Regions from separate parts of the Homo sapiens genome. Here region 2 is linked to region 1. Evidence: chromatin contacts called from ENCODE Hi-C or POLR2A ChIA-PET data. All regions are on one chromosome and are shown on one strand. The core of a region is the stretch at or near the end of the contact, and the rest is flanking DNA. Distances in the headings are between cores, read along the strand shown. Region 1 has its middle 130 kb from the start of LINC01482. Region 2 holds the start of ARSG (arylsulfatase G).

Region 1 (6,356 bases), core at 1,162-3,661:
CTGGATGAGTTGCAGAAACTAGAGATACACACCAATAAATATGTCCTCTCTGCTGTCTATAGAGATGACGTAGCTTCTACTTCCTTCCTTAGCAGACTCTCTGGGATTTTTTCCTCCTTTGCCATTTGAACAGAGAATCCCAGAGAAATCCAATTTCCCCCTTTTTCTTTCCAGCAAGAGCAAACACCAAGAGACTTGGCCATTTCTTATCCTCCTCTTCCGTGCTTTCTGAGTGTCTATAAAGGAGAGATTCTTGGTGTTTGAAGACCACAGATGCCTCCTTCAAAAGTCACATGAAGGACTGGGCCTGTGGGCCTCGTGGCTCATGCCTGTAATCCCAGTGCTTTAGGAAACCATGGTAGGAGGATCCCTTGAACCCAGGAGCTACCCAGGTGTTTGAGGTTACAGTGAGCTGTAATCATGCCATTGCACTCCAGCCTGAACAACAGAGCAAGATCGTGTCTCAAAAAAAAAAAAAAAAAATTACACGAGGTGAAACCCCAGAAAATTCATCAAAATATCAAAATAGTGTGGAGTCTTGTGGAGTCTTTTTTTTAAAAAACAGATTCAAATAGGAGAGCTATCCGGACTACCCATTCCTGCTTCTAACTTCTGCCAGAAGTACTGGACAGAAAAATACCAATGTCAAAGGACAAAGGGTGTCACTCCTGGGAAGGAGCTCTGACCAGCCTTTTAAACTTTGCCTTACCTTGCATGGCAAAGAGTTCTGATTAGAGAATTGCAAACACTTGCAGGCGAATATCCTGCAATAGCAACAACAGCAACCCTGGGAAAACACCCTATTTACTATGAAACGTATTCTACATGTCTTCGTTATGATGGTACTGGGGGAAGTCATACAATGCATATGGTAGGCTGGTAGCAACACATCAGAATCTAACCCAATGTTACAAGGAATATAACTAGAAATGGTAATGCACCTGGTCCAACCTGAAGTGTTGTTGAATCCATATTAATGAATCAAATGAAAAATTATTTATATCTGTTAATGTTCAAAAATATATTTTTCACCTATGCTAATGTTGCTATCAGTTATGGTTAGGTTTTGTTTGTTTGTTTGTTTGTTTGTTTGTTTGTTTTTGAGACGGAGTCTCGCTCTGTCGCCCAGGCTGGAGTGCCGTGGCACAATCTCGGCTCACTGCAAGCTCCGCCTCCCGGGTTCACGCCATTCTCCTGCCTCAGCCTCCCGAGTAGCTGGGACTACAGGAGCCCGCCACCACACCCAGCTAATTTTTTGCATTTTTAGTAGAGACGGGGGTTTCACCGTGTTACCAGGTGGTCTCAATCTCCTGACCTCGTGATCCGCCTGCCTCGGCCTCCCAAAGTGCTGGGATTACAGGCCTGAGCCACCACGCCCGGCCAAGAGTGATGGTTTATGTGTCGACTTGGGCTAGTACCAGTTATTTAACCAAACACTGGTCTAGATGTTGCGGTGAACGTATTTTGCAGATATGATTAACATCCAAAATCAGCTGACTTAAAGTAAAGGAGACTATCCTAGATAAAATTTGTCGACCTCATTCAATCAATTGGAGGCCTAAAGAGAAAAAAACTGAGACTTCCCAGGGAAGAAATTTTGCCTCAAGATGGCAACATCAACTCCTGCCTGAGTTTGCAGCCTGCGGCTTGTCCTACAAATTTCCAACTTTCCAGCCCCTACATTTGCACCAGCCAATTCCTTAAAATAAATTTCTCCATCTTATGCACGCATATGCTCTTGGTTCTGTTTCTCTGGGGAACTCTGATTGATTTATTACATTTTGCTAAAAAATAATTCCGGGTGTCAAGACACAACCCAGGCCTGATAGTGCTGCTTTTTGTTGCAAAAGGGAACCAGTCCCATTTGCTCCATCCCTCGGAACTGCTGATCATGTCAAGTAGGGCTCGGCAGTGCTCACACACAACTCAAGGTGGCGTTCATGCTCTACTAGAAAGAGCCAGGCTTCCTAGTTGCCGGCCACGCCTCACAGACTTTTCCCCTCAGATTTCAAGACAGCCCAGTGACTCAGCAATGGGAAAGAGAAAGCATAAAATTTGGACCGTGAATACTGCAAACATATCCAACACTATCAACAGGAAAATTCACTTTGGGAATGAATGCTTTCTTGGGAGCCCCATTTCTTTGGTAGGATTTAACCTACTCTAAGCAAATAGTCACTCGGACAGTCCTACAAAATCCCCCACATAATAGGAATATGGTTAACTCGCCATTTTGTCTTGTTTCTGCCTGCCACAAAAGCTAGGCCACCTACTCATTGTTCTAGATTTTCTTACTTTTCAAGTTTTCAGGGTTGTCTTTTGGAAATTTAAGCCCCTGGAGCCCGAGGGTGCTGCACGCATGCCTGCATGTTCATGCACACAGGGCATGACTCACCCTGACCCCAGGATGTCAGCTGCCCTACCCGCGGTCCTGGAGAGACAGACACTGCCTGTGCCTGCTCTGCAAACCCCTTGGTTAATCCTGCTGGTGGCCAGGACCATAACCTGCCATTAGGCCATGTCCTTGACCACAGAGTGCAAAACAGTTTAATGGTACAGGCTTGTTTAATCCCTGTATTGTTTTGCAAGATAAGTTTGAGATGTCTTTACTTTTTAAATTTCTGCTTTGCATGTGGGGAAACAGGACCAGATATGCTGAACGTAACGCAGTGATTCAGAATTAGAATGAAGGACTCTTACCTTCAGTTAAAGGTGCTAACCTCCCTAAATCTCTCCCACGAAAGTCTTCCCTTTTCCCCGCCACTGCTGACCTTCACCGTATACATATAGTATTTGCTTGTTTATTTTTTAGAGTGTACACATTTACATAAGCACACAGATCAATGTCTGTGTTCCTGCAGTTTTAAACCATGTGCCAATGGTGCAGTGTTACTGCCATGACCCGAAATTAGAATCTTTTACATTAGAATCTGACTTTTACAATATACACACAGTCTCCCTCTTAAAGATACATAATTCAGAATAGCAGGTGGAAAGCCCTGAGAAATCCTATCCAAAATAAAAAATGTAATTCTATTTAATCACATAATTTCTTAATTTACTTGAACAGAGATCATTTTTTTTGCACTGTACTCTTTAATTTAACATCAGTAACATTCCCTGTAGCACCCTTTTGGAAATGCTGAATAAAATTAGAATTTTTTTATAACATAAAGTTAGGTGTGTAGACAGTGACCACCCCTCCCCTCCAATAGTCCACCTTACTATGCAGAGGAATTTCAGAGTTCACAGAATTAGTCTTAGAGATAGTTGGATTTCTGTGGCTTCCCAAAGCATCCCAATGGTTGACAAAAGCCAAATCCCATAGCAGTTTTCTAATCCTGAAATTAAGGAGCAGAGATCAGCTTACGTGGGTTAAATAGCACTCTCTTGGACTTTGGATAGGCCCTTCCCTTCCTAAGCACACAGGCATCTCCCAAGGTCCCCTTGAGGCCCCTCCAGCTGTTCCAGCCTTGGCATCAACAGGTGACTCCCACTCCTAATCCTTTGGAAATGTCCTCCAGCCATTTTCATTCCCTTAATTCTTGAAAGGTGACTTGATTACTGGGATATTCCTAAAAATCCACTACATTTTTTACTTTTTTTTAATTTTCATTTTAAATTCTAGGGTATATGTGCAGGATGTGCAGGTTTGTTACATAGGTAAACAAGTGCCATGGTGGTTTGCTGCACCTGTCAACACATCATCTGGGTATTAAGCCCAGCATGCATGAGCTATTTTTCCTAATGCTCTCCCTCCCCACATCCCACTCCCTGACAGGCCCCAGTGTGTGTTGTTCTGCTCCCTGTGTCCATCTGTTCTCATTGTTCAGCTCCCACTTATGAGTGAGAACATGTGGTGTTTGGTTTTCTGTTCCTACATTAGTTTGCTGAGGATAATGACTTCCAGCTCCATCCATGTCCCTGCAAAGGACATGATCTTGTTCCTTTTCATGGCTGCATAGTATTCCATGGTGTATACATACCACATTTTCTTTATCCAGTCTATCATTGATGAGCACTTGGGTTGATTCCATGTCTTTGCTATTGTGAATAGTGCTACAATAAACATATGCATGCATGCATCTTTGTAATAGAACGATTTATATTTTTTGAGTATATACCCAGTAATGGGATTGCTGGGTCAAATGGTATTTCTCGTTCTAGATCTTCGAGGAATCGCCACACTGTTTCACAATGGTTGAACTAATTTACATTCCCACCAACAGTGTAAACGCGCTCCTATTTCTCTGCAACCTCACCAGCATCTGTTGTTTCTTGACTTTTTAATAATTGCCATTCTGACTGGTGTGAAGGGGTATCTCATTGTGGTTTTGATTTGCATTACTCTAATGATCAGTGACACTGAGCTTTTCTTTTTTTAATCTAGCCCCAAATGAAAGCCAACTCCAGGCAATGACTTTTCTCCACAATGATAAAAGCCCTCATTCTCACAGAGGAACACACCCTTCATCCCTTTTATTTGTCCAAGAGAGTGGGTAGCTTTGTACCCACTAACGTTTCTCACACTACTCCTGGTGGTCTTTCATACCCATAGGAGCTAGAAAGAGGTATGGACTTTGTTTGAAGTGTTTTAGGGGTCAGAGACCTTATAACAATGACCCTACATGGCCAGGAATTTGTTGTTGAATATAACTGTATGTTAGTTTTCAAACTCTGGATCATCTCAGAAAAACATTGACTTAGAAGGAATAAAACTACTGGGCAACGGTGGTCATCCCACGCTGAGTAATTTCCTCTGGCTTCTTTGTGAGCTTGGGGACCATCGATAAGACTGGTCTTCAGTTTGTGGCCCTTGCAAACTTTTTTTATCAGGATAATAATCTTAGTTTTCTTTAAATAATTATAAGAGTTAAGCCCAAAAGGGCAAGGAGACCTGATAGAATCGGCCTCTTTTCTGTTAGAAATGTGATTTCTATTGATCAAATATATTTTCTTTATAATCAACCGACTCTCCCCAAATCCCAGAAAATGAAACAAAACAAAGCCAAGCCACTTACAGGACCAGTAACATCTACATCTAGAAACAATCCTACTCAAATGTTTCTTCCTTCCTAAAGCTCAGGATCCAAAGTAAATAAAAGAGGCTCCTTAGTGAAGATTTTAAGAAGACAGAATCCAACTAACTTGAATGATTTGAGTTCCGTCCTGCTAAGAGAGAAAGAAATAAATTCATCTCTTAAGACTTGGTTCAGGCCTGCTTCCTCAAGGAAGCCCTCCCTGACCACCACCCCATGCAGCCTAGCTTTAGCAAGGGGCACTTTTCTCTGAGCCCTCAGCCCAGAGACAGAGCTCCATGCACCCTGTGAATATAGCACAAAGGGTTATGATGATCTTCTCCTTGCCACAAGGCTTGATGCCCATTCACCTTTGTAGGCCAAGCACATAAAGGTTTACTAAACTGAATTGGGCCTCGCAGGCTGAGGATTCTGGGAGTTCAAGCATGAGTGATGGCAAATGCTGCCTGTAGAGTTCAGCTTGTAGCCCTCCCCACTCACCCTGCATCTGCCGGTTAACACGGCTTCATCTCCACCGGTCAGTTTGTCAAGAGCTGCTCACTCTCACTCTGGAAAGATGACCATGAGGACTGAGTATGCTTTGCTTCCATCATTCTCACAACAGTCTATTTGAAAAGCCTTTCGTTGGGCCACATGGACTCTCAGGCATCTTCAAGATAGAGGATCAACTGCCCTTATTGTAGTCTTCATGGTTATTTTATTATACTATCTATGGAATGCATGTTATTTGCCAGACCCTGTGCTTAGACCTTTGCATATTTAATTTTACTTAACTCTAACCTGTTAATGTAGGTTTTCCTATTCCAATTTTACAGATGAGAAAACTGAGACTTTGAGAGGTTTAATACCTATTCAATATCACACAGCAGCCAGAACTAGAAATCACTCATGTGAAAGTTCATCTGTCTATTTAATTTTACTTAACTCTAACCTGTTAATGTAGGTTTTCCTATTGCAGGTTTACAGATGAGAAAACTGAGACTTTGGGAGATTTAGTACCTATTCAATATCATACAGCAGCCAGAACTGGAAATCACTCATGCAAAAGTTCATCTGTCTTCTGTTATCAAACTCCACTGCTATCATAGAAGATACATTAAAATGTGAAATTGAAATATAAAAGGAAGAGGTGGAGAAGGGAGAGGAGAAGGGAGAAAGAGGGAAAGAAAAAGGAGGGAGAGTGATACGGTTTGTCTGTATCCCCAAGCAAATCTCATCTTGAATTCCCACGTGTTGTGGGAGGGACACAGTGGGAGGAATCGAATCATGGGGGCAGGTCTTTCCCATGCTGTTCTCGTGATAGTGAATAAGTCTCAC
Region 2 (6,540 bases), core at 392-2,891, 470 kb after region 1:
TATGGATCCTTTGAAGAACAACTCAAAAAAGGGCTCTCTCTCACAGGGAGTGTGTTGGAGTCAGCAATTAATTGGCCTTGGTAAAGCATAAATCGTAACAGCAGCAAGAGCTAATGGGTACTGAGGCCTTACCAAATGCCAGTCACTGCGATCCGCACTTTACAAGTACCATAAATTAAACCCTCCAATTCTGGGAATACCACCTCCATCCCCATTTTACAGATCTGGAGAAATTAACGCTCTACGAGGTTAAATTACGCCTACAAGGTTGCAAAGCTGCTCAGCGGCCCCTTGGCTGTACACTACTGGCCATACAAGGCACCCTGTACCAACGAATCTTCTCCCCACTTACACAACCAGAACTTGTCAACGGCAAAGGATGGCATTTAACTCAGGAGAGCCTATCCCAAAATGGTGAGAGAACTCAGCGAGCAAGGAAGGATTTTTATTAAAATTCAGATCGCCGACTCCTCCCGGTGGCGACCCTCCGTGCATGCACTCCCAAACTAGGCTCTCTTGAGTTTCTGACATCAGAACCACATTCTCCGAACCCCAATGAAGGCAGCAGCCGGCGCCAAAGTCTGCATACGAATGCAAATAACATGGCCTTTGCTTCCGAGCAGTTTCCAAATTTGCCCTCGGGATGTGAGGTAGAGACCAAGAAGCTAAGTTTGCGCCCCCGCAGGCTCTGAAATGTCTAGGATCTGACACATGCTTTGTCCCCATGAGGAGCTCCTGAGATTTCGCGTGCATCATCCGCTTAGTTCACGGTGACCTTGGGGTCGGGGACTACGGGATGAGGGGCACGGACTGTCTAAACCTCCAGGTCCCTTACAGAGGGCTCCCCGCGGGTATGGGAGCCATGCACCTGTGCCGACGCCGCCACTGCCTGGAGGGTGCGCGCGCGCCCCGGGCCGGGGATGCTGACTCAGCCCGGCTGCTCACATTCCTTTCGCGCAACGCGGATGCTGTTGCTGCCGCTGCTGCCGGTGCAGCAAAGTGGGGGAAGCAAGGCACCCGCAGCGGCCCGGCCGCTCGCTCCCTGGGGCCCACTGCGACACTCCCTCCCCACTGCCGGAAGGGGAACTGTGGGGGTGCGCGAGTTGACGAAACTGGGGGAAGTGGGCGCTGCAGGAGGAACTCAGGCGCCGCGCGCGCAGCTCACACCCAAACTGGAAGGAACCTGTTCTGCCCGGGGCGGGCGCGAAGCCGCCGCAGCCGCGAGCGCCGCGCGGGATCAGCCCCGGCGCGCGCGTGTTCCCCCTCGCCGCTAAATCCCTAAATCCTCAGGGCGCGGGCGGGACTGGGCGGTGGGCGCGCCGGGAAGGCGCCCGGGGGTGGGGACGGGGACCCGCGCGCTCGCGCCTGGCCGAGGTGCTCCGAGACAGGATGCAGGCACCCCCAACACCCTGCACGCTCGCGCTCCTACTAGCGTTGCAGCAAAGCTCCGGGGTCTGGGCGGGTCACGCGCGCAGAGGCGCACCCGGGTTGGGAGATCGGGGCGTTGTGCCAAGGACCCCGGCGGCGCTGGCGGGGGCGGCCCGGCCCCGGACCGCGACGCGGTTACCTTTCGTGACCCCCAGCCCAGGCGGCAGGCTGGCGGGCGCGCGACCGGCGCGGCTCAGGTCCACGTGGGACGGCGCGCGCGCGCCAGGCAGGCCCCCTCCTTGGCTGCGCTCAGCGCTCGCAGCACATGGTCGGCGGCGGCGCGCCCCCGAGGCCGGCGGAGACCGGCTGCAGCCGGTATAGGATAAGAGCTAGGCAGCGACGCGGGGCCGGGGCGCGGGCGGCAGCACGCACGGCCCGGGTCGCAGGCGGCCGGGGTGGGGGGCGGGGGGAGGGTGTGGCTCGGGTGCCCGAGTCGCGGGAGTGGGTGGAGGGCCCGGGCGCTCGGGCCTCACCAGCCCGAGCCAACTTGCGCTAGAGTCGGGCCCGCCCCCTAAGGGGTTAATCCTTTTCTCATGTTACCGAGCGGCTTATAAGGAGGGGGAGGCCAAGCCTCCGCCTTATTGGGAGCCTTTGGGGGTTTATTCTCTTCCCTTCTAACTTGGTGAGTTGGTTTATTATTTTACATGTTTAAAAGTTTGATTGTGGGATGTGGGTTGTTTTTTAAAAAATATGTGTTGGGGCCTTTTTTTGTGATGGGAGGCGGAGGAGACCACTGAACATCTTCACATTTTGGAGAGGTTATTCCCAAAAATATTCGCTCTGACAGTTAGGAATGCCCAGGGCCACCGGGATGACGCGCTCGCGCCGGTGTGGGTAGCTGAGAGTTGAATGTCCGTGACCCTGGTACAGTTGGGTCCCGGAAGATACCTAAAGGCACGCCTGGCCTTTGAGTGCCCCCTGCCCCGGGTTGGGGGCTCCGGGACGTCGGAAGAGTCGGGGGCTCCAGGCTCAGCCCCTCCGCGGATTTTCCGCATGAAGTTGCCTGCGCGTCGCAGGAGCGAAATGTCAGAGGTACCTTCCTACCCCAGGCTGGCGCGCGCACGCAGGCCGGGCACTGAGGCAGCGCGAGGGAAAGTGGGGCTCCCTGCCTCCCCCGACCCCCAAACACAGCACTCCCTGCGGCGGCCACCGTTTGTCCCCAGCGGGAAGCCGGGGATTTCCCGGCAGAGCGCGGGTCCTCCACCTGGACTGTCAGAACTGTCAGCGGCTGACGGCCGGTCCCGCGCAACTTCAAGGTTCCCGGGCTGCCAACCGCAGGAAAGCGCTGGTGTCGCCAAGCAGTTCCGTAGCAAGGGAAGATGGTTTTGCAGAGGAAATGGGTTATTTCCTTCTAGGTTGTTGTCGTCTTTTCTTTTTATTCCCCCCACCCTAGCAAGACAGGTCATAGAAGTTTGTTAGGTGGCGTATATAAAATGTCACCAAACATGGGGGGCGTCAGTCTTAGAAAAAGCTCCCCGGAGCCAACTGGGGAAGAGCAATTACAACTTGTCAACCTGGAAGCCGGTTTTGTTTGCACGGTTAGACACTCCGTGCCAGCTCCTTCTCGCAGGAGATGGTTTCTACCCCGGGAATGAGATTTCTCAGTGATCTGATTGTTTTTGCAAATCATGGTAAGATAGGTGTCTTGCTTGTAAAAAAGATGCCAAGTGCTTATGCTGAAATCTCTAAACCATGCATCTCCCCATGTCCCAAGCACCGTTATGTGGCATTTTTGGGGTCAACAATACATCCGGCCAGATGATATAATAGAAACCCCTCTTCTCATAATTAAGGGAAGAGTGTCCAAAATAGGAACTTACAGTGTGTAAATAAACAATGCAGCCAAGTGGAAAAGCTCCTTCCAGTGTAATGAGTACCACTAACCCTGAGTTTTCCTTCTGTGGTTTCCGAAAAAGGACTTTCCTCAGTGGAACTCCTGAGGAGGACACTTAAATTAGGGGCTCAGGTTTCAACACCATAGTCTTGTAAAATGGTGACTCGGTTGTAGCCAGTGATTCAACATCGTGAGGCAGCTATCCAGGTTAGGTTTGGAAATTTTTTTTAAATAGAGAATGCAGATGAACTTTAGCCAAATACAGACTGGTTTTGACAACTTGGGCCAGAAACAACTTGTCAAAGCTGTTCTCCGGGCTACGCCTTTAAGAAGAAGAGAAATCCGCAGTGCTTTTGCTCGAGGTCTGCCTACAACAGTAGCCACCCCATTTCCATCCAGAGCCTGCGTTTTGAAACTTGCTCTTAGCTGACCCTGGAATAACACTCTGATGGTCTACAATAATACAATTTTTTTCATGCCCTCGGGCCAAATCTTCTCTCGACAAATTAAATCACAGTGAAACTCCCAAGGATAGCGGATTTCCAAGCCTTTGGCAAGATACCTACTTATTTATTTGTTTAGAGGCAGGGTCTCACTCCCATCATGGGAGTGCAGTAGCGTCATCTCTGCTCATTGCAGCCTCGACCTCCCGGGCTCAAGCGATCCTCCCACCTCATTTTTTAATTTTTTTGTAGAGACACAGCCTCACTATGTTGCCCGGGTTGGTCTCAAACTCCTGGGCTCAAGTAATCTGCCTGCTTCGGCCTCCCTAATTGCTGGGATTATAGGCATGAGCTACCGCACCCGGCCAATACTCATTTATTTAAGGGGACACTTAACCACATGCTACTAGGAAATCCTCCAAACTGCCCGTGGATTGTGTCATTGTACTTCCTCCAGAAGAACACTAGGGTGAAGGGAAGATGGCTGCCGGGAACCCCCATTCAGAATTGTCGAGTTTTGTAAGTTGGAAAAGGCTTGAGAGACTCCCCTGACAACCCATGCTTTACAGATGATAGAAGTTCTAGAAGTTCAGGATTCTGTGGTTTCCATAACTGTGCAGCCAGTTAATGGTACACAGAAATTAACAAATATGGCCTAAGAGCTTTAAGAAGACCAACTCTTCGGCCTTGCCTTCAAAGGGCTTAGAAGGATTAAAGCAAGTGACGGTCAAAGGCTGTCATAGAAGTATAGACTATTAGGGCAGGAAGAGATCTAAGCTCATCAGAGTCTAGTTCAACTCCCTTTTTTACATTTACCTTGATTTTACATTGACATTGAAAATGGGGAAGTGAAGTGATTTGCCTAAATTCCATCATCCGTAAAGCAGGGGTTGATGGGCAGGATGACTCAGCTCGCCTCACCAGTTAGATCCCTACACAGCTGAAAAATATCCCTACCCGTCAGATAAATTCACATGGCCACAGACCAAAGTGGACAGATAAACTTTTATATTCTGGAACTTACAGAGGCTTCTGCATAAATGAGTTCAAAATTCAGGCCTCAGTTGCTTTGTTTGCAGAGACAGAAGGTTTGGCCTTCTGCTGAAGGAATGGAAAAAAAGAAAAGGAGAAGGCCGGGCACAGTGGCTCACGCCTGTAATCCCAGCACTTTGGGAGGCTGAGGCGGGCGGATCACAAGGTCAGGAGTTTGAGACCAGTCTGACCAACATGGTGAAACCCTGTCTCTACTAAAAATACAAAAAAAAAATCAGCCGGGCGTGGTGGCATGCGCCTTTAATCCCAACTACTCAGGAGGCTGAGGCAGGAGAGTCGCTTGAACCCGGGAGGCAGAGCTTGCAGTGGGCTGAGATCGCACCACTGTGCTCCAGCCTGGGAGACAGACTGAGACTCCATCCCCAACCCCCAAAAAAAAAAAAAAAAGAAAGGAGGGAGGGAGGGGGAGAGAGAGAGAGAGAGAAAGAGAGAGAGAAGAGAAGAAGAGAAGAGAAAAGAAAAAAGGGAGAAGAGTCCAGGAAGGGTTTTATTCTGCAACCAAGCACTTTCTCCCCTTATGACTCGGTTTTTTAAGGAAAGACCTGTGCATGACTTTACTTAAATACAGGCATTATCACCCAGGAAGGTTCAGAAACCAGGTTATCCTGTTATTACTTTATATTGTGGTCTTATCTTCAAAGCTAAATTTAATAGGACATAGGATGCTTTAGGATGATAAAGGCATAAACCTTGGGGGTAGGACGGGGTTCAGGGTGTCATCTTTCCTTGATGGAGATCTCAGTTATAAAAAGAAAAGAAAGCTTCTGTCCAAAAACCCAAGAATGCAGGTGAAAGTTATATGTGGCTCTAGCTAGAGTAGAATAGCTCAGACATAAAGCAGAGTTTTTTAAAAAAACTAAGGAATTAACTTCCCAGCAGTGGCTCAGAAAGGAAATAGAAATGAATAGTCCACCATCTGGCTAGGTGAGGTGGCTCACACGTTTAATACTATCACTTTGGGAGGCCGAGGTGGGAGGATCGCTTGAGTCCGGGAGTTCCAGACCAGCCTAGGCAACATAGGGAGACCCTGTCTCTATTAAAAAAAAAAAGAAGAAGAAGAAGGCTGGGCATGCTGGCTCACGCGTGTAATCCCAGCACTATCGTTTAGATACTATCTAACGTTTAATACTATCACTTTGGGAGGCCAAAGCAGGCAGATCACCTGAGGTTAGGAGTTCAAGACCAGCCTGACCAACATGGTGAAACTCCATCTCTACTAAAACAAAATTAGCCGGGCATGGTGGCGCATGCCTGTAATCCCAGCTTCTTGGGAGGCTAAGGCAGGAGAATCACTTGAACCCGGGAGGTGGAGGTTGCAGTGAGCTGAGATTGTGCCATGGCACTCCAGCCTAGGCAACAAGAGCGAAACTCCATCTCCAAAAACAAAAACAAAAAGTCCACCATCTTCTAAACAGCTGTCATAGAATAGATCTAAGCAATGACCAGCTAGCTACTTTACACCCATGTTTGCAAGAACCATCTAGCATTTACACTTTCTCCGAGCTCAGTTTCCTTGGGCCACCAGGCTTCGCTTAAGCCATCAGTTGATTAATAGAATTCAGTACTAAATTCAAAAGTATCAGCTGTTTCTCACACCTGTAATCCCACACTTTGGGAGGCCAAGGCGGGCAGATCACTTGAGGTCAGGAGTTCGAGACCAGCCTAGCTAACATACTGAAACCTCATCTCTACTAAAAATACAAAAATCAACCGGGCATGATGGTGGGTGCCTGTAATCCCAGCTACTCGGGAGGCTGAGGCAGAAGAATCGCTTGAACCCGG

Evidence for each region. A loop is a pair of places that touch in the nucleus more often than their neighbours do. ChIA-PET counts read pairs that join two places held with the same protein, here RNA polymerase II (POLR2A). Pooled maps may share reads with other maps.
Region 2: a loop to region 1 is called in a pooled map, with 5 times the contacts of the local background. The contact joins the promoter of ARSG here to the enhancer-like site in region 1. A Hi-C loop is called at or near these places in 2 of 37 single-sample maps with no recorded cell type and 5 of 50 pooled maps. POLR2A ChIA-PET finds 5 or more read pairs at or near these places in 2 of 52 experiments (WTC11 and activated CD8-positive, alpha-beta memory T cell).

The regions. Positions count from the first base shown.
Region 1 is chr17:68,755,631-68,761,986 of GRCh38, reverse strand. No RefSeq gene overlaps it. Among named protein-coding and RNA genes, the nearest start is that of LINC01482, 130 kb to the right of the region's middle. Within about 2 kb of position 2,411, at least 34 of the 41 ENCODE cell types and tissues checked have a DNase peak (open chromatin) inside an H3K27ac peak, as active enhancers do.
Region 2 is chr17:68,286,596-68,293,135 of GRCh38, reverse strand. ARSG (arylsulfatase G) reads right to left here and starts at 1,641. Exons shown (of 12, transcript NM_001267727.2): 1 at 1,568-1,641. It overlaps SLC16A6 (solute carrier family 16 member 6), which reads left to right and starts at 2,009. Exons shown (of 6, transcript NM_004694.5): 1 at 2,009-2,050. RefSeq lists an enhancer at 554-783 and silencers at 1,643-1,817, 1,184-1,873.